Regions from separate parts of the Mus musculus genome. Here all the other regions are linked to region 5. The links are chromatin loops, found by intact Hi-C in ENCODE. Cell type or tissue: left cerebral cortex. All regions are shown on one strand. Each heading gives the region's core, and the rest is flanking DNA. Links, peaks and the distances in the headings are about the cores only.

The links. Peaks named below come from ENCODE experiments on the same cell type or tissue, not always from the same donor. Only the 100,000 strongest peaks of a DNase experiment are listed, where the experiment ranks them.
Region 1: a loop joins it to region 5, with 2.6 times the contacts of the local background. A loop is called at or near these places in 12 of 42 quality-filtered maps.
Region 2: it touches region 5 in a loop (6-fold over the local background); 23 of 42 quality-filtered maps call a loop at or near these places.
Region 3: it touches region 5 in a loop (3-fold over the local background); 10 of 42 quality-filtered maps call a loop at or near these places.
Region 4: a loop joins it to region 5, with 2.2 times the contacts of the local background. A loop is called at or near these places in 9 of 42 quality-filtered maps.

Annotation. Positions count from the first base shown.
Region 1 is chr7:24,470,918-24,477,006 of GRCm38, forward strand. It overlaps Plaur (plasminogen activator, urokinase receptor), which reads left to right. Exons shown (of 7, transcript NM_011113.4): 4 at 982-1,137; 5 at 1,656-1,790; 6 at 3,293-3,439; 7 at 4,322-5,051. The coding sequence ends at 4,554. Among named protein-coding and RNA genes, the nearest start is that of Cadm4, 8.1 kb to the right of the region's middle. In left cerebral cortex, for the core only: CTCF peaks have their summits at 2,248 (motif pointing left), 3,175 (motif pointing right) and 4,457; DNase peaks (open chromatin) are centred at 1,768, 1,902, 2,219, 3,178 and 3 more places; H3K27ac peaks cover 518 bases.
Region 2 is chr7:24,597,702-24,603,790 of GRCm38, forward strand. All of the region lies in intron 3 of Ethe1 (ethylmalonic encephalopathy 1), which reads left to right. Among named protein-coding and RNA genes, the nearest start is that of Ethe1, 6.8 kb to the left of the region's middle. In left cerebral cortex, for the core only: CTCF peaks have their summits at 1,734 (motif pointing left) and 3,417 (motif pointing right); a DNase peak (open chromatin) is centred at 3,445; H3K4me3 peaks cover 312 bases; H3K27ac peaks cover 308 bases.
Region 3 is chr7:24,528,573-24,534,661 of GRCm38, forward strand. Irgq (immunity-related GTPase family, Q) reads left to right here and starts at 2,076. Exons shown (of 3, transcript NM_153134.3): 1 at 2,076-2,332; 2 at 2,812-3,343; 3 at 4,694-6,089. The coding sequence starts at 2,814. The coding sequence ends at 5,915. In left cerebral cortex, for the core only: CTCF peaks have their summits at 1,785 and 3,296 (motif pointing right); DNase peaks (open chromatin) are centred at 2,012, 2,862 and 3,248; H3K4me3 peaks cover 3,481 bases; H3K27ac peaks cover 2,684 bases.
Region 4 is chr7:24,541,773-24,547,861 of GRCm38, forward strand. Pinlyp (phospholipase A2 inhibitor and LY6/PLAUR domain containing) reads right to left here and starts at 4,233. Exons shown (of 5, transcript NM_001037143.2): 1 at 4,152-4,233; 2 at 3,159-3,275; 3 at 669-821; 4 at 344-487; 5 at 1-119. The coding sequence starts at 4,221. It overlaps Xrcc1 (X-ray repair complementing defective repair in Chinese hamster cells 1), which reads left to right and starts at 4,927. Exons shown (of 18, transcript NM_009532.5): 1 at 4,927-5,063; 2 at 5,221-5,587; 3 at 6,018-6,089. The coding sequence starts at 5,537. In left cerebral cortex, for the core only: a CTCF peak has its summit at 2,940 (motif pointing right); a DNase peak (open chromatin) is centred at 5,272; H3K4me3 peaks cover 979 bases; H3K27ac peaks cover 714 bases.
Region 5 is chr7:24,659,059-24,665,147 of GRCm38, forward strand. Gm4598 (predicted gene 4598) reads left to right here and starts at 2,236. Exons shown (of 2, transcript NR_030681.1): 1 at 2,236-2,521; 2 at 3,258-4,051. In left cerebral cortex, for the core only: a CTCF peak has its summit at 3,710 (motif pointing left); a DNase peak (open chromatin) is centred at 3,697.

The DNA of each region.
Region 1 (6,089 bases), core at 391-5,390, 190 kb before region 5:
ACACAGTAGTAGAGCCCCTGCCTAGAATCCCCCAGTGAGGGGCTGGGGGCGTGGCTTAGTGGTAGAGCCCCTGCCTAGAATCCCCCAGTAATAGGTTGGGGGTGTGGCTCAGTGGTAGAGCCCCTGCCTAGAATCCCCCAGTGAGGGGATGGGGGCGTGGCTCAGTGGTAAAGCCCCTGCCTAGAATCCCCCAGTGAAGGGCTGGGGGCGTGGCTTAGTGGTAGAGCCCCTGCCTAGAATCCCCCAGTGAAGGGCTGGGGGCGTGGCTTAGTGGTAGAGCCCCTGCCTAGAATCCCCCAGTGAGGGGCTGGGGGCGTGGCTCAGTGGTAGAGTCCCTGCCTAGAATCCCCCAGTGAGGGGCTGGGGGTGTGGCTTAGTGGGAGAGTCCCTGCCTAGAATCCCCCAGTGAGGGGCTGGGGGCGTGGCTTAGTGGTAGAGCCCCTGCCTAGAAGAGGTGCTATTTAGGAATGATGCAGAATGAGGAGGAGTTGGGAAAGACCAGGAATAAAGGAAGGGTGTTCTAGACAGAGACAACAGACTATCAAGAAGTCTGGTGCTGCTCAGGGTCTATGTGCTAAGACTGTGGAGCCAGTATGGAAGAGAGCTTGGGAGAGGCTGGCACTTGGAGATGGGGCAGGACAGGTGGCAGGGACCCAGTCCTCAGTGGGCCTGGAATGCCACACTCATGTGCTTGGCTGTTAATCTAACAGTAGGGAGCTCTGGAAGGGTTTTGAGCAGAGGAGAACTGGATTAGATGTGCTTTAAAGACTTCATTTTAGGGCCATTTGAGAGGAACTGGAGTGGAGATGGGCGTGGCTAGAACCACGTAGACGCTCGTATTGAGGAGTACCAAAGGCGGGAAAGGACAGGATTCATTCTAGAAGGACTTGGGATAAGTAGGCTTGGTGATTGGCTGCCAGGTTCAGAGTGGAGTTCTCTGCAGGACCTGGCCGCCAACACGCCACTCTCTCCTCTTCCTAGGAGCCCGAGGCCGTGCTTTCCCCCAGGGCCGTTACCTCGAGTGTGCGTCCTGCACCTCTTTGGACCAGAGCTGTGAGAGGGGCCGGGAGCAAAGCCTGCAATGCCGCTATCCTACAGAGCACTGTATTGAAGTGGTGACCCTCCAGAGCACAGAAAGTAAGCTCCCATCTGCTGGGCAACTCCTAGTAGAGATCTTCAAGTCCTGGGAGCAGAGCGCAAGCAAGAGACAACTGAATCCACACACAGTCACGGGACCAACATTCTCAGTGACTGGAAGTTCCCGGTCACTGGATCAGCTTGGGAGTGACCAGGAACCCAGCTACCTTATCATGTCTCCCATATTGCTTTCGTTCTGATGACTGCCTCATGGCACAGTATGGCCACCATAATTCCAGACTTGGTGTCCACATTCCAGAGAGAAGAAAAGGGGAAAGAAGGGCCCCAAAATTCCTTTGTTTTGTAAGGGTTTTCTTTCTAGAAATCCCAGAAACGCATAAGGATCTATTTATCGTTCGGGCCTCCTTTATCTATAACAAAGGGGAAAAGGAACACGAAGCCCTTTGGCTAAGGATGAAGTTACCCTAAGTAGCAAGGGCCTCTGATAAAAGGGGTGTGCGCAAGGGGGCAAATCAACACCCAGCCCCTTACCAGGATCTGCCCTCTGCCTTCTGCAGGGAGCTTGAAGGATGAGGACTACACCCGAGGCTGTGGCAGTCTTCCCGGATGCCCAGGCACAGCAGGTTTCCATAGCAACCAGACCTTTCACTTCCTGAAGTGTTGCAACTACACCCACTGCAATGGTGGCCCAGGTGAGGAGCAGGAAAGATGAAGTGGACATTCCTGTCTCTTTCTACAACTCTCTCTCCTCACTCTCTCCTAAGTCCGTTCAAACAGCATAAGTATCGCCTCTCCTGGAGGTCTGCCCTGACTTGCAAATCTGCTACTGAGTCACTCAATTCTCCATGCCCCAGCTCTGCCCACTCTGGGTGGGGACTGTCTGCTGACAAAGCTGTGTGTCCTGAGATTACAGAGCCAGGCTGTCCAAGCCACCGTGATATCCCAACACAGCATGAGGTTAAGGTCAAGGAAACCATTTCATAGCAATCTCGTAGAAATATAGCTCTTCTATAAACCGAGCTGGAGAGGTGGCTCAGTGGTTAAAGGCACTGGCTGCTCTTGCAGAGGACCGACCAGGTTTGAGTCCCCGTGCCCACCCAGCTCACATCTGTAACCACAGTTCCAGGGCATCTGGTGCCCTCTTCTGGACACCATGGGCATTGCATGCATATGGAACATAGACACCGGTGCAGGCAAGAACTCATACACATAAAATAAATAAATGTGCTTAAAATTGTTAATGTTCTGCAAAACCCTGCTTTTGATTCCTGGGGCAGGCGGTTGAAGCCAGGGTCTTACACATTTCAGCAAGGTCCTCAGACTTGTCAGAAGGCATCTTCACTCACTGAGCCATCTCAGTCCTAAACTTACTATTTCATATTAATTAATTTGAACCTAAATACAATCTCAGTACGCCAGAGGTGGAGCTTCAAAGGTTCAAAGCTGTCTCCTATACAGTGAGTTCCAGGGCTAGCCCAGCTACATGAGACCCTATCACTTTCCACAGTAATAGACATTGTTTGTACTGAAGGCTGAAGAGATGGCCCAGCACCATCTACTAAGAGTAGATACCAGATCTGGAGTCAGTTCCCAGCACCCATGGTGGAACAGCTCACAATTACCTGTAACTCCAGCTCCAAGGGATCTGATGACACACATACTTATAGTTTTCAAATTTGTATTGTGTGTATGAGTGCACACGAGCGCACATGAGCATACCGTAGTTTAATTGTAGGAGTCAGAAGACAACTTTAAGAAGTCATTTCTCACTTCCCACCATGTGGGTCTTGGGGCCTGAACTCAGATCATCACACTTGGCTGCAAGCTCCTCTGCCTGCTTAGCCATCTCATTAGCTCGAGGACTATATTTAACAATAATTCATTTAAACCTTAAGAAACACAGGTAGCCAGTGGATACTACAGTGAACAACTCTGTTTAGTAACTTTTTAGAGAGTGGGGCCTGTTTGATAATACATAGTTTGTTAGGGTCCACCATCAGTTGCCTAGCTAGATGTGAGTGGAGTTCAACCCTGGAGAACCAAATGCCAAAAGAATGCAGTTCCTGGGCATGACCATCAGGTGGCGCCCTATCACCTCAGGCTGAGTGTGGGCAGATGGATGGCTGCATAGACCCAGTGCTCATCTTCGTTCCCTGTCGTTTTTTTTTTTTTTTTTTTTTTTTCCATCTTTAAGTTCTGGATCTTCAGAGCTTTCCACCGAATGGCTTCCAGTGTTACAGCTGTGAGGGGAACAATACCCTTGGGTGTTCCTCCGAAGAGGCGTCTCTCATCAACTGCCGGGGACCAATGAATCAGTGCCTGGTGGCTACAGGCTTAGATGGTGAGGCCCTGTGGGAGCTGGAAGGGGACCCACTGAGGCACTGAGCGCTGATAAGACTGATTGACAGATGGTCCGGTTGGATCTTCCTATGGTAAAGGCGACACTTTAGCTGGGGATGGTGGTACACAGTTTACTCCCAGCACTTGGGAATCAGAGGTAGGTGGATCTCTGGGTTTGAGGACAGCCTGGTCCATACAGAGAGGCCCTGTCTGGGGGGTGGGGAGGAGGCGGTGTCTACCTGCAAAAAGGACAAATTGCAACAAGAGAGTTTGCCTCTGTGGAGCCAACAAGAATAATACACTTCATTACACCCTAATGTTTCTCTTTGAGACTGGGTCTTACTCTGTCGCCCTGGCTGCCCTGGAACTCACTCTGTAGACCAGGCTGGCGTCAAACCGAGAGATCTGCCTGCCACTGCCTTCTGAGTGCTGGGATTAAAGGTGTGCACTACCATAGCTGGTCTCATAAATAATAGTTTTGATGGGGGGGGGGTGCCTGTGTTTTTCATAATGAAAAAGTGCAAAGAGAGTGCTGTCATTGTTTACTGTGTGGCAACCCTCTTCCCGTCTGGCTCTAATAGCAGACAGCTGGTCCCCGGCTCTGCTTTCGTGTTCCGCCTGTTGCAATATCATGTCCTGGGGTTTCTCTGGAAAAGTATCTCTTGTACACACAAAAAGCTTGGAAGGGCCAAATGACATCTCAGTGTTACTATGAAATCAATCCTGGTGTGAGTCTGAGGCACTGCCAGGGGTTCCTGGAACACACTTTGGGAAGCCCTGCTCCCAACAGGGAACTGGTGGTTGGCGATGGCGTCCACCACCAGGAGCCTGTCACTTTCCTGAGAATTCTTACTCGGACTCACCGACTCTTCTTTTTCCTCAGTGCTGGGAAACCGGAGTTATACCGTAAGAGGCTGCGCCACGGCTTCCTGGTGCCAAGGCTCCCACGTGGCAGACTCCTTCCCGACCCACCTCAACGTCTCTGTCTCCTGCTGCCACGGCAGCGGCTGTAACAGCCCCACAGGGGGCGCCCCCAGGCCAGGCCCTGCTCAACTCAGCCTCATTGCCTCTCTGCTCCTGACCCTCGGACTATGGGGCGTCCTCCTCTGGACCTGACTCCTGAGCCGGCAGCCCTGGCTGGACCCAGGGTCTTTTGACTCCCTCCCCCCTGCTCCATCTTTGAGGATGTGTGTGCCCTCGTGTTGTCTTCTTTGGACCTCAGTTTTTCCATGAACCAGAAGAGAATTGGAACAAGGGCTGCGGGCAGCAGGGGCCTCTTAGTTGAGATAATATTGTTGCTGTTATTATTATTATTATCATTGTTATTGCTCTAATTTATTATATAAATATATATATAAAAGATTTTTGTACCAGTGAACAAGGTTGGGTCTCCCCACTGTCACATTTAGCTTGGGAAGATGAGAGCAGCAGGGAATTGTTTTTTTGTTTGTTTGTTTGTTTGATTGATTGATTGATTTTTGCTTTGAGACAGGATCTCACCATGTAGCCCTAGCTGCCCTGGAACTTACTTTATAGACCAGGCTAGCCTAAAACTCACAGAGACCCACCTGCCTCTACCTCCTCAGTGCTTTGATTAAAGGTGTGTACCACCATGCCTGGCTAGGTCTCTTACTGAACCCCAGAGCCCACTGGTTTGACTATGCAGGTTGAGAGGATGCTGCAGATCGTCCTGTCTCCCAAGCACGATAACCACAGAGGTACTAAGACTGTCTGGTTTTTTTGTTTTGTTTTGTTTTGTTTTGTTTTGTTTTTTTTAAATGGGTACAGGGGATCTGAACTCAGGTTCTCCTATTTCTGGAGCCAAGTACTGTATCCACAAAGCTGTCTTCCCAGCCCCCCAGTCTATATCATTGCTGATGCCTTCCACGGGGGTGGGGGAAGGGGGTGGGGGGGCGGGGAGCCAAGGCTATATTTCCCATCATGCCCTGCAGCAGAGAGCCAAAGATGACGTTGTATGAGATGCTTCCTAGTTGAAATAGAAAATAGTCTCACCGTGATGCCTCGCAAAAGACACCGAGGCTAAGGCTTCCTTTCCCATGATGCCTTGCAGTGGGACTCAGAATGTAGAAATGGCCTCACAAGGTCCTATTCTACGGTTTGTATTAGGCCTCAGTCTCTCAGGCTCCTGAGTTGGTCTTACAGGATCTTTAGCTGCAAGAGATAAAATCGCTTTGTGCTGACTTAAGCAGAAACTGTTATTGGAAGTTAGAATCTAGGCAAAGTCCTGGGTCTCCTGGGGTTTGCTGGGGACAAGAAAGAACCTGTGTAAACCAGAAAAGACTCCCTCCTGCTGATTCTGTCCCTCCCTACCCTTGCACACATGCCTACCCGCGTGGGGGGGGGGGGGCAACAAGAGGTCGACCTCAGTCATCTTGCTCAGGAGCACCCATCTTGGATTTAAGACAATGGTCCCCGTTGCTCACTGGCCTGGAGCTCAGACTACCTACTTTTGACTTCCCACATAGTAGACAGAAACACCTACCGTGGAGCTAAAGACCAAAACCACTTCAATTCCTTTTTCCAGGTTCTCACATTTTAGCTAAAGGATCCACCAGTTCTGCCCACGGCTCCCCTCTGCTTGGGGCCAGGGAAGGTCACCTCATCCCGCAGTTCTCACGATCTACGGCCCA
Region 2 (6,089 bases), core at 566-5,565, 61 kb before region 5:
ATGGTTGATCATAAGTCACTTTAAAAAAAAGTTGTATTTATTTATTTTATGTATATGAGTACACTGTAGCTGTCTTCAGACACACCAGAAGAGGGCATCAGATCCCATTACAGATGGTTGTGAGCCAGCAAGTAGTTGCTGGGAATTGAACCCAGGTCCTCTGGAAGAGCAGCCAGTGCTTTTAACCATTGAGCCGTCTCTCCAGCCCCAGTCTTTAAGTCACTTTTATTGTGCTTTCTGTCTGTCTGGCTTTGCCTGTCTGCACTGTTCATAGAAATGGAAGCCCACAGCCTGCAGCCTTTAGGCTGACTTTCGTCTTCCTCTGTGCCATCAAGCTCCACCCGTGTCCCAAGCTCCATTGCTTTTTCATTTCCCTTCATTGCTCAACAACCTTAGAGCATGATGGACCTACTGTGTTTTACTTCTTCATTCACGAGTTGATAGGCATTTGAATGGCTTCCACCCTGGGACTTTGATGGGCAGTACTGCTATGGTTGTTCTTGAACAGGTTTCCTGTGGGTTACAGCTGCAGTCCCGCCATCCCTGTGATGGTCCCAGTACTCCATAGCAACGTGGATGAGGGTTTCTAGGTCATCCTTGGCTAATAATGAACTTAAGGCCAACAGAGGCTGAGCTCCCAGGTTGACCTTTGACCTCCACGGTTGGGCTAAGGCATGCACACCCCTTCACAATAATAATAATAATAATAATAATAATAATAATAATAATAATAATAAATAAAATGTACTAAAAACATTAGAAATAAGACAGGGGACTGCCTTAACCCCTTAAACAGAACAAAGCATTATATGATACATAAAATGAAGGAAAGTGTGCACACACTGGACCTGTACAGCTTGCTTGTGTTCTTACTGGCTTGCATTTGGGTTCCTTCCTCCTGTATCCCTACAGAACATCCCTGTCACCCCCACGGGATGCTCTGCTCTTCCTGCCCACTGACACCTCCTCCCGAGGGACCATTTAGACACACACACAATCACAAATAGCTTCACTTGGCCCTAATCCTAGCTCTGATGCTTTCTGCAGAAAACTTTTGATCTTGTGACTAGCCTGGGTTACTTGAGCAAGTACCAGGCTAGCTTGGGCTACAGAGTGAATCCCTGTCTCCAAGGAAAACAAAGCCCAGAAACATACTACAGAGTATGGGCCGAGTCGATGTTCATTTCTTCTGTTTGATGTCTGTAGTTGTCATTTTTGTTGTTGGTTTGCGACAAGGTGTCATATGTAGCCCTGGTTAGCCTGGAGCTCACCATTTAGATAGGTTGGCCTCAAATTCACAGAGATTCCCCTGCCATTGCCTTCTGAGTTATAATTCTTTCTCATGGTTATAGAGTCAGGGCTGGCCAACTTTTTCCATGAAACATTAAATAGTAAATCCAATCTTCTTGTTCGTTTGTTTGGTTTTTTTGTTTTGTTTTGTTTCTTCGAGATGGGGTTTCTCTTTGTAGCCCTGGCTGTCCTGGAACTCACCCTGGCCTCGAACTCACAGAGATCCACCTGACTCTGCCTCCCAAATGCTAGGGTTAAAGGCATGTGCCACCACTACTGGCTGTAAGTTTTGGCCACAGGTCATGTGTTCTGGTGACTCGGCTCTCCTCTTGCGGTGTGAAAACATTTGGCACAACTGGAGCAGTAAGCCTGGCTGTGACCCCCAAGAGCTCCTAAGATGTGATTCTCACAGTGTTCCGCCCCCTAGTGTGGCCCCAGTGCACCTGCAAGTCATACAGACTCCTAGGCCTGTGCTAAGAACTGCCTAAAATCCCTCTCTATTGCTCTTCTCCTAACAGGGTCTCACTTAGAGCAGGCTGGCTTTGGGCTTGCCATATTGCTAAGGAGGACCTTGAACTCTGGATCTAATTCCCCTGCCTTCACCTCCGCAGGGCGGGGATCACTGGTGTGCCTGCCCATGGTCTGTTCCAGCCAAGAGAAAACGTAAACACTGACGAGCGCCCGCTTAAAAAGAGGTGGTAGGTCAGGTTTTAATCCCCTCACCACAGTTTTGCCAACCCCTGATGTGAGCCCCACAGGTTATGTACTCATGCTCCTTTGGATAGCTATCCTCGGTTTTCACAACTGTGAAGGATGTTGATATTCTTGTTTGTACAAGTCCCCTGGCAGAAGTTGACCTCAGTTCCGAGGAATTGCATTGCTGAGTCACAGCAAGGGCATTCCTTTAACCTTAGCAAATTCGCCAGATGCTATTTTTCTCTTGCAGTGCTGGGGACGGAAACTAGGCCCTTGACCATGCCAAGCCCGCTCCCTACCACAAAGCACGCCTCCTTCCTGGGGGACTCTAGGCAGGGGCTCTACCACTGAGCCACACCCAGCCCCTCACTGGTGGATTGTAGGCAGGGGCTCTACCACTGAGCCAAGCCCCCAGCTCCTCACTGGGGGATCCTAGGGTAAGCATTGTACTTCTTTTTTGGGGGGGGGGGAGTTGGGGTTTTTTTGTTTGTTTGTTTTTTTGAGACAGGGTTACTCTGTGTAGCCTCACTTTGTAGACCAGGCTGGCCTCGAACTCAGAAATCCGCCTGCCTCTGCCTCCCAAGTGCTGGGATTAAAGGCGTGCGCCACCACCGCCCGGCTAGCACTGTACTTCTGATCTGCATCCCTGTTCCTCTTTTTTCTGTTGTTGTCATGTTCATTAGGCCCGTTTGTTTGTTTTTTGCTTTTTTAAGACAGAGTTTTTCTGTGTAGCTCTGGCTGCTCTGGATTTGTCTATATAGACCAGGCTGGCTTTGGACTCAGAGATCTGCTTGCATCTGACTCCCAAATGCTGACATTAAAGGCATGCACCTTTCATTAGCCCTCTTAATTAAAAATTACAAGACTTATTTTTTTTTTATTTCTGTGTGAAGGGTGCATGTATGGAGGACAAACAGCTTTTGGGACTGTTTTGTTTTTTTCTGCAGTGTTGATACCAGGGACTGAACTCAGATTATATCTTGGCAGCAAACACCTTTACCTGCTGAGCCAACTTGCCAGCCTCCTCTGCCGAGTTTTTATTTTTGTTTTATGTATCTGCATGCTTTGCCTGAGTGTATGTAAGTACATGAGCCTGGTGCTTGCAGAAGCCTGAAGAGTGAATAGCATCATCAGGAACAGGAATTAAGGACAGATGTAAGCCTTCATGTGGATGCTGGGAAGCGAACTTGGGTCTCGCGCAAGGACACTTAACCACTGTTCTATCGCAAATACCTTTTCTTTCACAAAATAAAGGAAAAGTTTTACCTGGGGAAGAGCCGTTTAGTGACAGTGGGAAGGAAAGGTTTTAGCTGATGGAGAGCCATTTAGAGACAGTGGGAAAATGAGATTTGGGGGTTTAAGCTCCCAAGACCTAAGAACAGCAGAGGGCGCCAACACCACTTAGGGCTTGAGATTGGAGGAAGGCGCCAGAGGACCTGGAGCCAGGAGCTGGCTGACCACTAGGCGGCAGTGCAGGCTACGCGAGCTGCGAGGCCCTCTGGGAGTCTGGGAAAGGAGGAGGTGTGGGTGGAGATAATGTCCTGTGTTTTATGCATTCTGGAAAGAAAGAGATATTGTTGATGGAAGGATGGGTCGGGGCGTCCCTGGCCAGCTGTTGCTAGGCCCGCAGGAGTCTTCCGGAATATTCTGCAGCTGAGGCGATTCATCAGTCAGCAAGCTTCACAAACAGGAAAGGCTGTCTTTATTTTTTTCACGGGGAATGAACTAGGGTCTCATTCACTGTAGGCAAGTGCACTATCATGGAGCTAGGTCCTCAGCCTTATTACTGTAAATGCACTGTATTGCTTAAAAAAAAAAAAAGAATCATGATCTCACATTGCAGGTGGGGCTAGTCTGGTTCACAGAGTGAGTTCTAAGACAGCCAGGGATACTCAAGGAAACCTTGTCTTGAAAAAAACAACATCTAAAACAACACACACACACACACACACACACACACACTTATATATATATGATGTGTGAGTGTTTTACCTCATGCATTGGCATCATGTGTGTGGCATGTGCCTGGTGTTACAGATGGTTGTGAGCCATCCTTTGGTTATTGGGAACTGAGTGGGGCCTCTAGGAGAACAATACTTGCTCTTAACAGCTGAGCATCTCTCCAGTCCCTTCTTCTTTTTACTGTGAAGCACCAATGGTGTACTGAGGCTTTTTTCTAAGTTCTTTATATACATGAAGCAGTTCAATCCTCATAGCATATCATGGGGCTGGGGACAGTACTTATCTATATTTTGCAAATAAGCAGATAGGCCCAAAGAGCAAATAGATCTGAGATTAGAACTTAGACTATCTGCTTCCAGCAATTTTATTTTGTTTATAACTATTTTGACCTGTTTATATAAAATTCTAGAACAGATGAGTTACAAAGCCACGTATAGTAAAAGGAAGCAAGTCAGGACTTGTCTAGAGACAGGGTGGAGGAATGATATTTGAAAGGGGTGCAAAGAAACCTTGGGAAGTGATAGGAACGTTTGTCATGTGATGGTTTTGATGGTTGTGGGAGCATTTTAAAAGATACAAAGGGCCTGCAATCCCGGAAGCTCTGGGTGCTGAGGCAGAAGGATTACAAACTCAAGACCTGCCTGGGCAGTTACTGAGCAATTTTGGGGCTACCTGGCTGCATGAGACCCTGTAAAAAGAAACCATACAAGTTAAAAAAGGGCTCGGGCTGGAGAGATGGCTCAGCAGTTAAGAGCACTGGTTGTTCTTCCAGAGGTCCTGAGTTCAATTCCCAGCAACCACATGGTGGCTCGCGACCATCTGTAATGAGATCTGATGCCCTTTTCTGGTGTGTCTGAAGGCAGCAACAATGTACTCACATACATGAAATAAATAAATCTTAAAAAAAAAACCCAGATTTAAAAAAAAAAAGAGGGCTCAGCTCAGTGCTAGAGCCTGTGCCTCAAGTTCTCCAGTGAGGGGCTGAGGTGTGTCTAAGTAATAGACAAACCTAGAATCCCCCAGCGAGGGGCTGGGGGGGGCGTGGCTCAGTGGTAGAGCCCCTGCTTAGAATACTCAATGCTCTGCTTTTAATTCTCAGCATCCATCTCTCTGCACACAATAGCTGTAAAGAATGAATAAATAGCAAATGAACCCCATGAGGTGCATGAGAGAGAGAGAGAGTCACTCAATTCTTATTGAAAATAACCATGCCAGAACTACTCAAAGTGTTTCAGTTCGTGGTGAAAGAAGAAAAGCCTCCGAATGCTTTTTCTGAGACTGGCATACTTTTGACAGAGCTGCTCATGTAGTATTATTACCTGGAGTCCAGCAGCCCTACAGCCCTGCAGCCCACAGGGTTTGTAGATATCAAGAAGGGTTTTGTGGAGAGGGATGAGGGACGCATATGCTACAACTCCTGTGTGTAGATCACAGGGCAATCACCACGTGAGGTCCTGAGGTACAACTCAGATTGGCAGCAAGCCCCTTTCCTTACTCAGCTATCTTGCTGGCCCTCCTTTGTAGATTTTTATGTTTGTTTTTAATTGTCAAAGTTATTTTATCTTGTTTTATTCAGAGACAAAGCTTGTATAGCACAGGCTGGCTCAAAAGCCACCCTACAGTAATGGGTGATCTTGAATTTCTGCTGGTCCTCGGTTCTTAGGCCTGTGCCACAAAGCTGGGCTTGTTTTCCCAAGTTTTATTACAGTGTTTCTTCATGTTGATTTCTTTGGCTGTTAGTTTTCTGTCACTGAGAGAAAATGACTATGATAAATACCATTTTAAGATATTTTATTTTTAATTGTGTGTATATACATGTGAGTGTGTGTGTCTTTAGTGTGTGAGAGTGTTTCTTTGTGTGTGTGTGCATGTGAGTTTGAGTGTGTAAATGTGTATTTGTGTGTATGTGAGAGTGAGTGTTTGTGTGTACATTTAGTGTGTTTATTATGTATGTGTGTGTATATTTATGTGTGAGTGTATTTCTTTGTGTGTGTATGTGTGTTTGAGTGTGTAAGCAATGTTTGAGTGTGTACATGAGTGTGTTGTTTTGTGTTTGTGTGTATGTGTGAATGTGTGAGTCTGTGTTTAATGTGTCTGAGAGTGTGTTTCTTTGTGTGTGTTTGAGTGTGTATTTGTGTATA
Region 3 (6,089 bases), core at 496-5,495, 130 kb before region 5:
TGTTCTGAGAACCACCAAATTGGGTGGGGGGGGGGGGCGGGGGGAGTTGTGTAAGACAGGGTTGGTCTATGTAACAGCCCTAGTTGCCCTGGAACTCAGTCTGTAGGCCAGGCTGGTCTCAAATTCATGGATTCACCTTCCTCTCCCTCCTTGAATGCCGGGATTAAAGACATGACATGAGCCACCACCACTTGTTTTAAATACAGGGGGTTTTGGTTTGTTTGTTTGTTTTTGTTGGTTGTTTTATGTTTTGTTTGTTGAGACAGGGTTTCTCAGTGTAACCTTTGCTGTCTTGGAATCACGCTGTAGACCAGGCTGGCCTCGAATTCAGAGATCCAATTGCCTCTACCTCCAGAGTCCTGGGATTAATGGCGTGTGCCTGGCTTAAATACAGGGTTTTGAAAACTGAACGGTAATCCCAGCTTGTCCAAGCCAGATGTGTTCCTTGTGGTCTCTGCCTGTGAGACACTGATACTACCGCTGCGGTACACCGCAGCCCGACATTAGAGCCGAATGAGATAATCAAGGTCACTCCTCCATACTTGGCATCGAATGCACCCAGTGCAGAGAACACTCAGTCAGGGTCACAGCTGTTATAAAGTAGATGTTATCATTTAAATTAAATTTCATTCAAGTCAAGTTTTCCCCTTTCGACAGCTAATTCCATAACTACCCCATGGAAGTGAGCTGTGATGCCCGTTTTGGTTTGTTTATTAAGACAAGATTTGTCTGTGTAGCCCTGGATGTCCTGGAACTTTCTCTATAGAGCAGGCTGGCTTCAAACTCAGTGAACGGCCTGCCTCTACCTCCTAAATTCGGGGATTAAAGGTGTGCTACCACCATAGCCCGTGTTGCACACGTTTGCTACGGGAAACTGAAGCATAGTCATATTGAAAGTCTAGGGGGAAAGTGGGACAAGAACCCTGGGGACTCATTCCAGGTAATGATATTGCCAGTCACACCCCACAACCCAATCTTCGCCTGGCAGCCCTTTATTCCTCTAAATGTCGTCCTGCTTCTGTTTGTGTGCCCAAATCAAGGGAAATAATTTTGATCATGAGAGGAGGTCATTCCTGGCAGGTAGTCACTGCGGCCACCTGTAGCAGGGCGGGGCGTCGAGATATGGAGGTCCCTTTAGTGTCTGTCACTCCTGCACCCAACCCCTCTTTCTGGCAGTACTCAAAGAGGTCGTCTCCTGGGCTGTCTGGACTCCATTCCTTGGGAGACGCTTGCCCTCTACAGTGTCTTCAGGGCGATGTTCTGATATGAAAGAGAGAGGGGGGGGGCGTGGCTGCCACCAACCTTAGTGGGCCTCGCTCTATTTTTTGACACTCACTGAACTCTAATGACACTCTCACTAGAAAAGCTTCAGCAGTCTCACATGGGAGACTCCTCGGGTTTGTGACACCTCGGTCTTCAAGCCCCTGTGTCCTCATCTTCACGAAACCGAATTCCCTCGAAGGTGGAACTCTTGGTCTTTCTTACCAGCCCCATCCTAGTTTCTCACGTGTCAACCATAACCCCCGCACAAGCAGTGGTGCTCACACTTGAGCCCGCCTTCTCCCAGGAGACATCCTTCTCTGACATTGATTACTGTTTCACCGTAGTCACCGCCGCCCGCGTTCACTAGTTCATTTCTGGATCACGCTGCTCCCATGCACTGCCTTCTGCTCTTAGTTCTTGATGGTCACGGACGCCTCTTGCTTTCCTCCCCGAAGACTGTCCCTTAGCTGCGCCTGACAGTTGGTCGCCACAGCTCTGCCACCGGACGAGAGCGGGATAGTTTTTCCTAGTCTCCAGACTCCAGTGATCTGTTGCACCACCATTGTCCCCGAGTCAGGTTCAAGGTTGCAGTCCGGCACTAATATAGTCACGGCAGGCAAGTCTTCGCAAGGGCAAGTGGAGAGGTCCTTTTCTGTACAGGGGTGCGTGATGATGACGTTGGTTGTGTGCTCCGTACAACGCTAAGCTTACTGCGTGGGCTCATCGCTTCCTGTCCCCCTTTGCCGTACAAACCCTGCACGTACTGCGCAGGCGTATTGGTTGCTGGTCTTGGTGGGGCACCGCCCCAAAACTTTCTGCGCACGCGCATGGGTTTTATTGTGCCTTTGCCCAAACAGCCTTAGCTAGAAAGAAGGAGCTGCCAAAAATTCTTCCTCTCCGCAGTGGCACTCCAAGACACACCGGTCTTGGAAGGAATGACGTCAGTATAGAGCCACCTGAAGGAGTCCGGATGTTTCTAAATCCGGACACTCCTGCCCCTTCAGCCTCCGTCAGCTCGTCTTAAGGGGCTGGGCCTCTGTGCTCTCCAGGCGTGTCACCTCTCTGATCGGTTGGTGATTTGGAATGGGGAGGGGAAAGACCATTCTCGAGTTTGGCAGTCAGGTTTTTGAGGGTTTTTGTTTTCCTTCTTCTGTTTCTTCTTTTTTAAATAGAGAAATGCATTCGTGTGGAGAATGGGCATATACCTGGCTCTCCCAGGAATAGGCCCTGGGGGTTGAGTTTCTAGGTCCTGCAGCGTGACACTGGAGAATGGAAGTAGAGGACAGGCTGGAGGACTGAAGCCTGGATCTACAGTGAATCAGTTAGGAGAGGGTGTTGATTGGTGTGGGGGAGTGCGACGCCTTTAATCTCAGCACTCTGGGAGACAGAGGGGAGAGGATCGATCTCTTGAATGTCAGGCCAGCCTGGTCTACGTAATGAGTTCAGGCCAGCCAGGGCTACACAGCGAGACGCTGTCTTAGAAAAGAAGCAAACAAAAAGTCTTACGTGCTCCCTGACCAATTTCTTTCCCCGCCTCTTGCTTTCCAGCAATGCCTCTGCCTCAGGGTGACGTGACTGCCTTATTCCTGGGGCCTCCCGGCTCGGGAAAGTCCGCCCTGATCGCCGCGTTATGCGGTAAGAATGTGGACACGGTAGAGATTCCCGATGGACGGCAGGACTCTGGAGTCCCCAGCCTGAGAGCTGCGGCTCCGGGCCTCTTCCTGGGTGAGCTGAGTTGCCCACCCGCAGCTCCCGGGCCCTGGGCGGCGGAGGCCAACTTGCTGGTATTGGTGCTACCAGGATCTGAGGGGAGCGAGGAGCCCTTGACCCCAGCTCTGGGAGAGGCAGCGCGAGCCGCCCTGGCTAGAGGAACCCCGCTGCTGGCTGTCCGGAATCTGCGCCCTGGAGATTCCCAGAATGCAGCTAAAGCCCGGGATGAGACTGCAGCCTTGTTGAACAGTGCTGGGTTAGGAGCTGCGCCTCTCTTTGTGCCGCCGGCGGATTGCAGCAGCAGTGACCGCTGCGAGGAGCTAGAGCGCCTGCAGGTGGTGCTGCGGACCCAGGCGGAGGCGCTGCAGAGGTGAGGGGACAGTTCGGGCTGGATGGGGTGGCCTTAGATCCAACTCAGCTACGGAGGTCTTTAAAGTTCTCGAGCCCTGTTCCTAGAGTGTTAGACGCAAGCTTTTCTTGGCTGCCCATTCGTCCATACCCTACTTATTTGCGTAGGACAGCACCCACCACACCCATGAGCACAGAGTTTGAGATCATGGAGACTCTGCCATAAGCAGGGATCACTTTTCTGTCGTTTAAAGCCTGCACCGTCAAGGGTCAACTGGAAAGCCCACCACAAAGGTCCTGTTTCGTGCAAGCTCTCTGGCATCACAAGCCCAGATATATATATATATATGCAAATACTTGTGTCAGACAAGATGCTGGACTCCCATCTCTCGTAACATTTGAGATCCCTCTCCAGCACTCCCATCCTCCTCATTGGCTTGGTTCTCAAGTGACTCCCCTCCCATCCTTCCTTTCGTTAACACCAAACCTTTACAGAGCATTATTTCCGATTGCTCGCCCTGTTCTTCCATTTCCAGTTCCCTCTCAGTTCTACCCTGCCTACTGCCCGCCAATCCACCCAGCCCCTCCCCACCTGCCAGCTGTCTCATTTTATGGTTCTCAAAATGCGACTCAGGAAGGGTCTGCATAAGTTGGAGAGCTGCTTCTCATTTGTTTAGTTAACCTCGCTGGCCCACCAGTACTAGATGAGGTCTCTCTTATTTACATCCACCCTCAGGGACACCATAGGCCATACTGAAATTGCCATTATGTCCTCGCCTTCCTCTAAGCCCCACTCCATAGAAAACGTGTCCTGACCAGCACACCATTGGAAAAGCTCTGACCCCGATCTCTTGATCTGTATCAAGAGAAGTCCAAATAGGGTCCTCATCGTAGTTTCGGTTGGAAACCTGACCTTAGGTTAGTTTACCCGCGGGACCTCTAGGGGACTTAAGCTCTTCCCTGAACTCTCTTAACTTTATGGTCCCGCCTCACCTGGTTTTTTTTTTTTTCTTTCTATCTTTCTTTCTTTTTTTCCTTTTTCTTTTTTTTTCTTTCTTTCTTTTTTTTTTTTTTTTTTTTTGAGACGGGTGTTTCTCTGTATTTCCAGCTGTCCTGGAATTGGCTATGTAGATCAGGCTGGCCTTGAACTCAGAGATCTGCCTGCCTCTGCCACTTGTGCAGAGATTGCAGAGATTAAAGGCGTGCGCCACCACGCCCGGCCGTGCCTTCTTTCTATGTGCATTAGTTCCCTACTTAAATTCTTGAGATTCAGAAAGATTTTTTTTTTTCCCGTAATTGCTCGTTCAGCCCAGCTTTTCCTACTTTTAAAGCTCTGTTGCCTTTGACCGATCTCCCACCCTCTCTCCTGCAGGCTCCTGCCTCCTGCCCAGGATGGCTTCGAGGTGTTGGGCGCAGCCGAGCTGGAAGCTGTTCGTGAGGCCTTCGAGACCGGTGGCCTGGAGGCGGCGCTGTCGTGGGTGCGCGCTGGTCTGGAGCGCCTGGGCAGCGCACGACTGGACTTGGCGGTGGCCGGCACCACCAATGTAGGCCTTGTGCTAGATATGCTGCTGGGGTTGGATCCTGGAGACCCAGGTGCTGCGCCTGCCTCAGCACCCACTGGGCCCACCCCTTATCCTGCTCCAGAGCGCCCCAACGTAGTGCTCTGGACCGTTCCCCTGGGCCCCACGGCCACATCTCCTGCCGTCACCCCTCACCCAACCCACTACGATGCCCTGATCCTTGTCACCCCCGGGGCTCCCACAGAGGAGAACTGGGCCCAGGTCCGCTCATTGGTGTCCCCAGATGCTCCACTCGTCGGTGTGCGCACGGACGGCCAGGGCGAAGATCCACCCGAGGTTCTGGAAGAAGAAAAGGCCCAGAATGCAAGTGATGGGAACTCAGGGGATGCACGCAGCGAAGGAAAGAAAGCTGGCATCGGGGACTCGGGGTGCACTGCCGCTCGGAGCCCGGAGGATGAGCTATGGGAGGTGCTGGAGGAGGCGCCTCCGCCCGTGTTCCCGATGCGGCCCGGCGGTCTCCCAGGCCTCGGAACCTGGCTCCAGCACGCACTGCCCACAGCTCAGGCCGGAGCTCTGCTGCTGGCGCTGCCACCTGCAAGTCCCCGGGCGGCGCGGAGGAAGGCGGCTGCGCTACGGGCAGGGGCGTGGAGGCCAGCCCTGTTGGCTAGCCTGGCGGCGGCCGCCGCCCCAGTACCAGGGCTGGGCTGGGCTTGCGATGTGGCGCTTCTCCGGGGACAGCTGGCCGAGTGGAGGCGCGCGCTAGGCCTCGAACCCGCGGCCGTAGCACGACGTGAGCGCGCCTTGGGCCTGGCTCCCGGAGTACTGGCAACGCGCACGCGCTTCCCGGGCCCGGTGACGCGAGCCGAGGTAGAGGCCAGGCTGGGGTCCTGGGCAGGTGAGGGCACGGCGGGAGGTGCAGCGTTGAGCGCGCTCTCCTTCCTATGGCCCACGGGTGGTGCTGCGGCAACAGGTGGGCTGGGTTACCGTGCTGCGCACGGTGTACTTCTACAAGCCTTAGATGAGATGCTGGCTGATGCGGAGGCGGTGCTGGGACCCCCAGAGCCCAACCAATGAGGTGTGCGGTGGGGCTTGGGGTGTCTGGTGACTGGTTTTGGCCCCACAGCCTCTGAGATTAAGAAGTGACGTTTTGTTATTCAAACCCGGAGACTTGAAGGAGACTGACATCTCGTTGAAACGTGAGATTTACAGTCACCCGATTTCCTAGGTACTGAATGGGAGTAGGGTCTA
Region 4 (6,089 bases), core at 625-5,624, 120 kb before region 5:
GCAGTCTGCCCGGCGCAGGAAGTAGAGATAGAAGGCTGAAGGGACCTCAGCCCCTGCCTTGGTGTGGCAGGCGCTCTCTGTAGCACAGCCCCTCGTGGCAAATTTCGTGTGGATAATACCTGTGACGACATTTCAGAATGGAGTCGACTTCTGTGTGACCCAGGAGTCTAACACACACATACATCCCATTAACACACACACACACCACCACCACCACCACCACCACCACCACCACCACCACCACCATCATCCAGTACTACGGAACTTCCTCATCACCTGTAATGGGGAAAGTGTGGATCTCTATTTCTGAGACACCCCCTCCCCCAATCAAAGCACCACTCACCAGCCTGCACATTGCCAGCAAAATAGATGCAGTGTGTTTCCCGGCCCACGCAGCGAGCTGCCTGGGTTCCTGGACAGGTCTCCTGGAAGGGCGCAATGCAGGAGGGACACATCAGGCCATTCTCTGTCCGATTGTTCAAGGGAGCTGTGAAGAAAGACGTTGCATAAAGCAGGCTGGAAGGCTTGCTACCCCAACACCCTCTGAACCCTGGGAAACAGAAGTTAGTTGGTAGAGTTTGCAGGTAAGGAAACGGAGGCCTGGAAGTAGTCAAGGGTGGTGTGCCAGATGTCACAGGACAGGCACACTGTTCTTGAATGGTACTTACGGGGCACAGAGCCACTGTTGCAACCGTCACTTTGACAGCAGTGGGCGTTGGACACCATGTAGTCACTGGGAGTCATGGTGGTTGATACGAAGCCTGAGTAGCAGTCTTTGTACTTCATGCAGGCCTTGAAGGTGTTCACTGACTTTCGGCCCTCTGCAGAGTAGGGGGCAGGAGTGGAGGGATGGCAGTGCTGTCAATCACTTCTTCCTCACCCCTCCCCATCCCTCTCCAGATCACCATGGCATCTGCACTCATATGTGCATACAAACACATATGCATATTCACGTATACATACATTAAAATAAACCTTTGAGACAGGGTCTCACTATGTAGCTCTGACCTACAACTCACTGTAGACCAGGCTGGCCTTGAACTCACAGAGATCCTCCTGCCTCTGCCTCCAGGGTGTTGGCATTAAAGGTGTGTGCTACCACACTTGGCTAAAATAAGTAAAAAAAAAAATTTTTTTTTTTTTTTTTTTTTTTTTTTTTGGTTTTTCGAGACAGGGTTTCTCTGTGGTGTGTGGTGTGTGGTGGCGCACGCCTTTGATCCCAACACTTGGGAGGCAGAGGCAGGTGGATTTCTGAGTTCGAGGCCAGCCTGGTCTACAGAGTGAGTTCCAGGACAGCCAAGGCTAGACAGAGAAACCCTGTCTCAAAAAAACAAAAACAAAAACAAAAACAAAAACAGAAGAGCATTGGGTGAGAGAAACGACTCGCCAGGATGTCATTAAAGAAGTTGGAAAAATCATTTACGTGGTACACCTCGAAGCTGAGGATAAAGCCCTTGAGCAAGAGCTCAGCTTGCTGAATGGGTTAAAGGACATCATGGGGCGGGGTGGGGGGTGCGGGAGAGAAGGTTCAGTGGTTAAGAGCACTGGCTGTTCTTCCTAGACGACCAGATTTAACAACTGTCTGTATGTAACTCCAGTTACAGGGGATCTGACACCAATGTACATAAAATTATTAAAAAAGAGAGGTGACCTTCAGGACTGCACACACACACACATACACACACACGTTTAATGTTAAAAAGGCCATGACAGAAGCACGGCCTTCCTTTGTTACAGCCTTCCGCCCGTCCGTCTCTCAGCTGGAATCACTGTCCTATAACTAAGGCTCTCTCTTACCATTGAAAATGAACATCCAACCCAATCGTCCTTATTTCCCCATCATCTCTGAGGTCTGGGGTGCTCTCTTTGATTTAGGCTAGCCTCTCCCAATGTACTTCTGGGCCTCCCCATTTCCATCCTCTCCCTCCTTCCTCCTCTTACCCCACCCCTCCACACCTCTCCCTTGCCTTCTTTGCTCTCTCTCATCCCCCTTCCTCTCCCTTCCCCTCCCTCACCCTCCCTTTCCCTTTCTTCCTTCAGCCTTCCTTCTTCCTCCCTCCACCTCTCCCTCTCCAGATCTTTCCCCTTCCTCTCTCCCCCTTCTTCCCCTTCCTCCTCCTCCTCCTCCTCCTCCTCCTCCTCCTCCTCCTCCTCTGCCATCTGTACCTCCCACTTTCTTCTGTGCTTGTTTTTAAGTCAGGGTCTTGCTGTACAGCTCAGGCTGGTTTCAGACCTGTGACTATCCTCTTGCTCATCACCCTATCCCGGCACCTCTACTTTCTCTAGATTTATTTGCTCCATTCCTCAGGGTCTTTCTCTCATCAGGCAGCTCCTTTCTGTTCTCTCCTGACCCTAACACCATCTCCTCTTCCTTTGCGCCCAACAGATTTGCTTAAGAGCACAAACTGCTGGAGGCTGGAGAGGTGGCTCAGTGGTTAAGAGCACTGGCTGCTCTTCTAGAGGTCCTGAGTTCAATTCCCAGCAACCATATGGTGGCTCACAGACATCTGTAACAGGATCTGATGCCCTCTTCTGGTGTGTCTGATGACAGCTACAGTGTATTCATATAAATGAATAAACCTTAAAAAATCAAATATTAAAAAAAAAAAAAAAAGCACCAACTGCACTTGCAGAAGATCCAAACTCAGCTCGTCTCACCGGTGTCTCGAAACTGCCTGAAACGTTTGCTCCAAGGGATCTTTCTCCTCCAGGCCCCATAAACACTGTGCTTTCTTGCATAGCCCCCCCCCCCCCCACACACACAAATAATTAATTACAAATAGAATTTTTCTTAAAAACAAAAAGAAAAACCAGTTTCCCTCCTGCTACTTTCTTGTGTCCTCTCATAGTTACCTCACCAAGCTCCTCATATTTTATGTGCATGAGTATATATATGTAAGTGCTTTACAAGTGTGCAATACCAGTGGTAACCAGAAGAGGGCATAAAATCCCCCGAGATTTTAGTTACAGACCATTGTGAGCCACCATGTTGGTACTGGGAATTGAACTCTGGTCCAGTGAAATTGACTGGCGCTTTATCTCTTCCTTCTTCCATTTCAACCCTCCCCTGATTTTCTTCCTACATTTCACTGTGACTATCCCCCACCTACAGTTAGAGGTCCCTCCCAATCCCTTCCGCTGAAGCCACACCCTCCTACTTGTGCTGGACTCGCTCACTAGGACCACGCATGCGTCTTTGCCGTCTTCACAGGTCTTCATCTTCCCGCTGCATGTGTGCCCCGAGCCTTTGCACACCTCACAAGTTAGAGGGCACCCTGCAGCAAGGAGAGTGGAGAACAGGGTATATGGTCATGGTTAAAGAAGGTCTTCAGACCGTGACTTGGGCTTTGGAGAGGTGACTTTTGGGGAGGGACCGGGCTCTTTCTAGTTTTCCATGGGTGGGACATTGAGAACTGTCCAGGGAACTGGCTATAGAGTCAAGGAAGCCGTGGCGATGCCAGTGAAGTGGCGTCCAGGGCAGGAAATGACTCTACCACAGAGCCTGTTTTACTTAATAATTACAAGGCTTGGGGACTTTGGATGCCAGGGTCCCCTGAGCAAGCTCAGACGCAGGGATAGTGGCAGAGGTGCTATGGAGCTTTTGCAAAATTTCAGGTCCAGCTGGTTCTTGGGGTGTGGAACTTCCCTCCCTTAGGAAGGTACCACGGAAGTCTGGCAGCTCAGGCAGAGGTACCTGACTCTGAGGTCTGGGTCCTACATTTGAAAGGGAGACTGAGGCCCAGAGGTATCGCTGGCATCAGTTCCTTGGTCCTGACAGAGGAGGAACCTAGCCATTTGGGTCACAGGGACAGTGAAGCTGGCTTGGAGTACTGTGTCTAAGTAAAAGAGTAAGATGAGGTCCTGAATCCCTCTAGGTCCAGAGAGAAAGGCCATCTCTCTCCTTATTACTAATTTTAAAGTTTGCCTTTGATGGCCAAGCTCTCTCATCTGCTTTCCTAGAATTCAGATGTCATGTTCTGAGGCCCTTCCTAGAGGACAGACCATGCAGGGCCCATCAAGCCTTCTCAGACCCCAGGTTTTCACCTCTTTATTCTCCTAAATCTCATTTCTCAGGCTATCCCTCTCTTGAGGACATTGCCCAATGCCCTCTGAGGTACTGGGGAAGAGGACCAGGTCCCTTTGTCACTTACCGAGACCCAGGAGGGTACAGAGCAGTGTGAAGGCCAGCAGGAAGGTCCTGTGTCTTCTAAACAGAATCATGGTGTGTGAACCTGTAGTCCCAGGTCCTCAGCCCTTATAAGAAGCTGGGGAAGGGCGGGTCTGGTCCCACCTTCACCCTGGGGTGAGAAATAGCTGAGCTCAGAACCCATGGGAGTCTTCCACAGCCTCCGGGTCAGAGCCACGGAACCAGCATCCACAAGAAAACTGAACCACTTGGACCCAGCCCTTTTCTGCACCTGGGCCCAAATTTCTTCCACCTGGACCCAGAAGCTCAGTTATGTATCCAAGCACCTTTTTTTAATTGTTGTTGTTCACAAATCTTAAGGTAGGAGTGGGTCATCTGATTCCCTGAGGGTGCAGAGCAACTTTGGAGACTGGCATCCATCCTCTTCTCCTTTCCCAAGGAGGCGCCCAGCGTAGGTTGGGTCCTAACCGGGGAGCGCCCAGCATGTCTAGACCCGTCCTGCGGGGGCCGGGCGCCTTGTGGCCTTTCCTTTCTCTTTCGTGTGCCTGCCTCACCTTCATGCTTCTGTATTCGAGCTGTGTCCAGCTCCAACCCCACCCAGGGATGTGCCCCTGGGTCTTGAGGGGACTGAACAAAAGAGGTCCTGTCAGCAGACAGAGACGGGCAAAGTTGGAGACAAATGCTTACAAGGCATTGGGGAACCAAGGTATTTGTGGACGCACGCAAGTATATTGTGCACAATTTGTATTAAGATCTTTCTCCCTCTCTTTTGGTGTTAGGTCATGAGCTAAGAGAGGTCTGAGATCTTTGTCGGCCATCTGTCTGTCGATGTTCGTCTCTGTGTGTCCATCCGTCCGTCCGTCTGTTTGTCTGCATTTGGAGAGAGAAGGGGAACAGAGCGTGTCCGCAACAACAGGTGCCAGAGATCTTATTTCAAACAGGATTCAGGCTTCAGGAAACTCTCAGCTTCAGCGTTTCTGAGCAAGGCTCTGGTTTGGTTGGTGACCTCACGGTCCAATGACCAGGGCAAATTACACGTAGGACCCAATCACTGAGGCCGCTCTTGTTGCTAGGTTCCCAGGAAGCCGAGTCTCCACGTTATCAGGCGGCTAGGCCGGAGAGTGGTGGAACCTGAGAGAGGCGGGGCCGGAGGGGGAATGCCTGTTGCTAAGGGAACCCGGCGCCTCGCTCGCGGAGAGGCCCAACCGAGCATGCGCAGTGTTGACGTGTGCGCCGGCGCGCCGCGGTTTGAAAGGCCCGAGCCTTGCGCGCTTGCGCACTGAGTCCCGTGCAGGGCGCGCGCGCTCCCCCAACCTTCTCCGGGGGCCCCCCGGAGCTGCAACCCTTCTTCTTCATTCCCTGGACGGTCGGGCGTCCACGGGCGTGGACATGCCGGAGATCAGCCTCCGCCACGTCGTGTCCTGCAGCAGCCAGGACTCGGTGAGGGGCTGACGTGGGAGCAGCGGGGAGACAGGGGCTTCCTGAGGGATGCTGAGGACTTTGGAAGCGCAAAGGGGGGGGGGGATCTTGGCGGGATTCTGAGCGGGGCTCCGGGTGGGGTTTCCAGAGGCTGGACGTGCATTCCGAGAGAGACGGGCAGTTAGGGAAGTTTGGGGCCACTGTGGAGAGTAAGGAAAAAGAGGGGCCTGGGAAGTTCTAACTGTGAAGAAAAACTCGGTGAAAGGAAAACTCGAGGCAGGGGTGTGTGTATGCGTGTGTGTGTGTGTGTGTGTGTGTGTGTGGTGGGACTGGCGTGAAGTCAAGTGTGGAGAGTCGGCTAGCTCTTGGGAGTTTAAACATTCAAAAATAATCTTATTTTTAAAAGTCAGCTTTATTTAAAGAACTTCCACCTTTCCACCCTTGCCTGCAGACCCATTGTGCCGAAAATCTTCTCAAGGCGGACACTTACCGGAAGTGGCGGGCAGCCAAGGCAGGAGAGAAG
Region 5 (6,089 bases), core at 674-5,673:
TGTTGTGTCTAACGTAGTGCCATCCAGGAAGCAGAGGGCACAGACAGGAACTGGGCTAGTCTGTAACTTTTAAGAACTTGCTCCGCTTGGGTCTGTAGAGACCTCTTAGCTGTGACCTCAGTTTCCAGTATCCACATTACATGGCTCACAACCATCTCTCATCCAGCACCAGAGGATCTGGTGCCCTCTACAGGTCTCTGATGACACCTGCACTCATGTGCACAGACCCTCATACACACACAAAACAGAAGCCCACCCCCAAGGGTGTCCTAAAGGCCTCCCACCCACCCCCACCAACAGCACCCACAGCTGTGTTAAATACATGAATCTCTGGGGGAACTTTCACCTTAAAACTATAATTATTGGTTTGTTTGATACAGGCTAGTCATCCTCCTGCCTCAGCCTCCCAGGTGCTGAGAGGACAGGTGAGAGCTAGCATGCATGGTTTTATATTTTCAATTATATATCTATTTATTTTTTCTTCATTTTAAAAAAGATTTATTTTTAATTTATGCATATGTGTCTTTTGCATATGTGTGTGTGTATGTATGACTAGTGCTTGTGGAAGCCAGAAGAGGGTGTCAGATACCCTGCAACTGGATCCTCCATATGGGTGCTAGGAATTGAAGCTGGGTCCTCTGGAAGAGCATCCAGTGTCCTTAAGTGCTGAGCCATCGCTCCAGCCTCTGTTTCTCTTCATTTTTGCCATAAATTCATTAATCGTAAGTTTATCCACCAAGGTGCAGAGCAGCCTAGAGGCCACCCTCAGATCTTTTCTGCTCTTTTCTCTTCTGAGTCCTCTCCACGCCTTACAAGTCTGGATTCCATCTCCAGCCTGCACCACTGGTGTGCAGAAATCATGTTCCCATGACAACAGCCCTGTGACGCTAGAGCCACGATTATCTGAACTTTACAAGCGAAGGGCAAGAAACCATTTGCCGGAGCAGGTTTCCCAGGAAAAGCAGCTGCTTGTGAAAACAATCAGGTCACGAGGCACTAGGACTTGTGGGAGAGCAAGGAGCTGCTGGGCCACTTGTCACCCGCATATGCGTGAGGATGACACCACTTCCCTGCCCCACAGTGGGTAGGATAGAGGGACTGGGCTGGTCCATAGCTGTCACTCGCACAGTGACTTTGGGTGTGGCATTTCCTGGTTCTTGGTCTCTGTTGCAGGGTCATCTCCATCCTCCGGCCTCCTGGTCTCGTCTGTGATAACTATGAGGTGTTACTGAGACTCTGGTAAATCCAAAATGTCAGACATAGGACTTTCAGGCCTCTCTCTGAGTTGTCACTGAGAATGTTTACATTTCTGCCTGAGGGAGGCTGTTACCATCCCTCCAGATGTATTTGTGTGTAATCTGAGCATTTGGGAGACTCGTGTCCAAGGTCTGTCTGGATTAGAGAGCAAGGAGAAGGCCCGATGGGCAGACAGAATGAGCATAAGCCTGCTCTGGACAGCTTAGTTTAGTTCTATTTAAAAGTTAACTTAGTTATTCTTATGTGAACGGGTAGTTTTCCTGCCTGTATGTCTGCGTGCCTAAAGAGGTCAGAGGAGGGTGGTAGATACCCTAGGACTGGAATTACAGTTATAAGCTGCTATGTGGGTGCTGGGGATCAAACCTAGGTCCTCTGGAAGAGTAGCCAGTGCTCTTAACCACTGAGCCATCCATCTTTCCAGTTTTCACTTACTTTTTATTAAAAAAAAAAGTAAAAAGATGACTGGTGCCATAGTTCAGTGGTAGAGCCCCTGCCTAGAACCCCCCTGTGAGGGGTCAGGGTATGGCTCAGTGGTAGCGTGCTTGCCTATCATGTTCAAGGTACTGAATTCAATTCCCAGTACCAAAATAAGTGCATCTGGATTGCTCATTTCCTTGCTTAGTTTTGAACCCTTGGTCTCTGAGCAGAAGGGACAGTGTTATTTCCTGACTCCTCAGTGATGTTGTTTCTTGCTGCTGCTATTGGGACAGAATCCTCTGTGGACCATGATGGCCTTGGAAATAACTATTAACTATCCCCTGTTTAGTCTCCTGAGTGTTGAGATAACACACCTCACCATTCAGCAATATCATTATTGCTTAGAATGAAGGATACTATGTACAGCAAATGATGGTCTTGCTTGAAACTGTCTACCAAGGCCGGAGAGAGGGCTCAGCAGGTAAAGGCGTTTGCCACCAAGCCTGACACGCTGATTTTGACTCTTAGAGTCCACATAGTGGAAGGAGAAGCCACTCCGGCAAGCTGTCCTCTGACTTCCTCATATGTGCGGTGGCGACACAATAAATAAATACTGGTGAAAAAAAAAATCTAAAAAGAACCCTATACCAGCAAACCAGATGGGAGATAAATGATAGTGACTGTGAATGTGGAAAGCACCCACAGCCTGCTACAATCTCCCGAGCAGATCAAGAAAAGGGCCTCTCTTTCGCCTCTCCAGTCCCAATCTCATTCTGGACCATGCCTGTTCCGGAGAAGGGAATGCTGGGAGTGATCTTGCCAGTTCAGCAAGCCGACAGGATCTCAGGTGAGGCAATCTTTATGTCAGTTGCTTGTGTGTGTGTGTGTGTGTGTGTGTGTGTGTGACCCAGATGCAAATACCTGACATGCAACTTTATGGGGTGTGGGGGTGAGGATACATGCTCTGGCTTCCGGTTTTCAGAGGGCTCAGCCTGCAGTAGGGCAAAACTTCACGACAGGAAGCCAAACGAATGAGAAGGATAGAAAGGATCTTCCCCGACCAGGGACCGTCTCTCAGCGACCTACTTCCTGTTTTCTCCAACCGGGTTTAGGAACCTCTGGAAATAAGACAACCAGCTCAGGACCAAGTGGTTAAAACAGGAGTCCCTAGGAGGCATTGCAGATCTAAACAAACTCCCCACATGAGCCGCTTTTGCCCATTCCTTCCAAGTACTCCACTTCTGAGCTACAACCCCTTTTTATTTTTATTTTTTTAAGGTTTAGTTTGTGATCGAGTCTCCCTGAGTTTCTGAGGCTGGTCTTGAACATGTGATCTTCCTTTCTTGGGCCTCACATGTACGCAGATGAGATAAAATTTCCTCTCTTATATAACATATATACTCAGAAAAGACCTCGAGCTTGTATTGTGTCATTTCTACGGCTTGGCAGGCTCTCAGGGTGTTAACGAACAGTGCAGTCTCCGGGCTGTGGTGCTGTAGAGAGGTGAGGGGACATCCAAGACAAACTTTTGAAGAGGTGACTGGGACCCTCTGATTTCTTCCTCTCTGCTTTGCTTTCTGCAGGCCATGCAGTCAGACCTCCCATGGGCTCACACCCTGGGGGCACTTGTGCTGCCCCAGGCCAGAGGCCACAGGAAAAGGCAACAGTGAATCTCTGAAGCCCCGAATCACATAAACCTTTCTTCTTTACAAATGGATTATTCCAGGTATTTTACCACAGCAATGGAAAGCTAACCTATAGGTCTAAGAGCTTTATGAAGACTAACTGAACACTAATTCCAACAACACCAACAAAACCAACAAGAACCATATAAGCAAGATATGTCACAGGGCTGGGAAACTGCAGAGCTGGGATTCTGGCCACACCATTCGGAAGAGAGGCGTGCATCGTTGTGCAGCATTTCGCTAAAGCATGCAACCCTGCTCCCCATTTCTGAACAGTCACACCAGCTGGTTTAACAGTGCTGGTTTTAGCCCTATAAACCTGAGGACGAGAGCTCCACCTTGTGGTGGAAGATGGAATCACAGGGCTCAGTTTCCCTGAGCCCCCCTCAGCCTGGTTATCACACTATCCCGGAAGCAGTGGCTTGAGGTCTAGCTCAGTTGGCAGGTACTAGTTCAGCATACACGGAAACCTGGTTTTGACGACCAGTGCCCCAATTACTGGGGGTCTATGGTGCTTGCTGGTTATCCTAAGCACTTGGAAATTGGAGGCCAAATCAGGAGTTCAAAGTCACTCTCAGCTTCACAGAGTTCTAGGTTAGTCTAGGCTACGTGGTATTTTGGCACAAACAAACAGGCAGGGAGGGGTAAGGGTAAATTATACATTTTATTCCCAATGTTCAAAATTTAACTTGAAAATATTTGTCTTTATGATTTATGTGTCTGTGTCTGTGTGCATTATGAATTTTCTGGAGCTGGAGGCACAAGTAGTGGTAGACTCCTGGACATGGGTGCTGGGGACCAACTCAGGTCCCCTGCAAGAACAGGAACTTTTAACCCCTGAGCCACTCTCCAGCCCCCGGCATTGTTTTAGAGTTCCGGCATAAACAATTGCGGTTGTCCCAGCATTTGAAAGGCCGTCTAAATTCACATCTCTACACCGGTAAAGTGGTACAGCTCTCAGGCTTCATCTAAAAAGTTGTTCTTAGCTGGGCAGTGGTGGCGCACGCCTTTAATCCCAGCACTTGGGAGGCAGAGGCAGGTGGATTTCTGAGTTCGAGGCCAGCCTGGTCTACAAAGTGAGTTCCAGGACAGCCAGGGCTACACAGAGAAACCCTGTCTCAAAAAAACAAAAAAATTTTTTTTTTTCTTTTTTAAAAATAACGTTTGGCAGACCAGAAGGCACTGGATCCCCAAGAGGGGATGTGAGCCACAGGACACTGTGTTCGTGTTAGAAACTGACCTCAGGTTCTCTGGAAGGCAGGGAGGTCTGACTGCTGCCCCTGGAAAGCTCCTTCATGCAGTGGTCTGTGCTGAAATGTCTTAGCTATGGTTACTCTTGTTGTGATGAAACTCTATGGCCAAAAGCAAGTAGGGGAGGCAAAGGTTTTTTTGGCTTGCACTTCCACACACTTTTCATCACTGAAGGGAGTGAGGGCAGGAACATAAGCAGGGCAAGGAACCTGGAGACGGAGCTGATGCAGAGGCCATGGAGGGTGTTGCTTACTGGACTGCTTCCCATGGCTCTCTCAGCCTGCTTTCTCTCTCTCTCTCTCTCTCTCTCTCTCTCTCTCTCTCTCTCTCTCTCTCTCTCTCTCTCTCTCCCTCTCCCTCTCCTTCTCCCTCCCTTCCTCCCTTCCTTCCTTTTTTTCTTCTTTCTTTAATTATAGGTTAAATTCAGCATATATTTGATTTTTTTTTTTTTAGAATTATTTTACTTATTTACATCACAAATTTTGCCTACCCTCTCGGTCCCCCTTCCCAGAGGGGGACCATGCCCCCTTTCCTTCACCTCTGAGAGGGTGCTTCCCTCTCCCCCCAACCCCCCTTCCATAGAGATAGGATTAGGTGCATCCTCTCCCACAGAGGCCAGACAAGGCAGTCCTCTGCTACGATGTGCTGGGGGCCTTGGACTTAAGAAGTTTAACAAGAAGGAAGGCCCATGTGAGATGCCGCAATCCCACTTGGAAGGGGGAACAAAGGCAGGAAGAGGGAGGAAGGAATCTGGGTGAAAGAGGGGAGGGGGAGGGGAAGAGGAGGCATCAGGTAAGGGGGGAGACCGAGAGAAGCCCAGTGGGGGCAGGAGAATGAATGGAAACAGCAGCCTCTGGGGTGGGCGTGGCGGTGGGTGTAACCTCTAGAAAGTCCCTCCGGAGACCTGGAATGTGAGAGACTCCCAGGACTCAGTGCAGGCAACCTTAGCCGAAATGCCCAACAGTGGGGAGATGGAACCTGAAGAGACCACCTCCAGGACAGGGATGGGCCACCAACGCATCTTCAAGTTTTTTGATCCAGAATTGTTCCTGACTAAAAGAAATTCAGGGACAAAAAAAATGAAGCCAGAGAGTAAAGGAAAGGCCATCCAGTAACCGGCCCAACCTGGGATCCATCCCATGGGTGGGCACCAAAGCCTGACACCATTACTGATGCCATGTTGTGCTTGTAGACAGGAGCCCTAGCATGGCTGTCCTCTGAGAGGCTCTACCAGCAGCTGAACTGAGACAGATGAAGATACTTACAGGCAAACATTGGACTAGGATCGGAAACCCCTATGGTGGAGTTAGGGGAAGGAGCTGAAGGGGATGGCAAGCCCATGGGAAGACCAAGAGTGACAACTAACCCAGACCCCTGGGAGCTCCTAGAGACTAAGGCACCAACCAACCAGTCTGCTTTCTTAGAGCACCCAGGACCACCAGCCTGGGGAATGGCACCCCCCACGATGGGTTGGGCCCT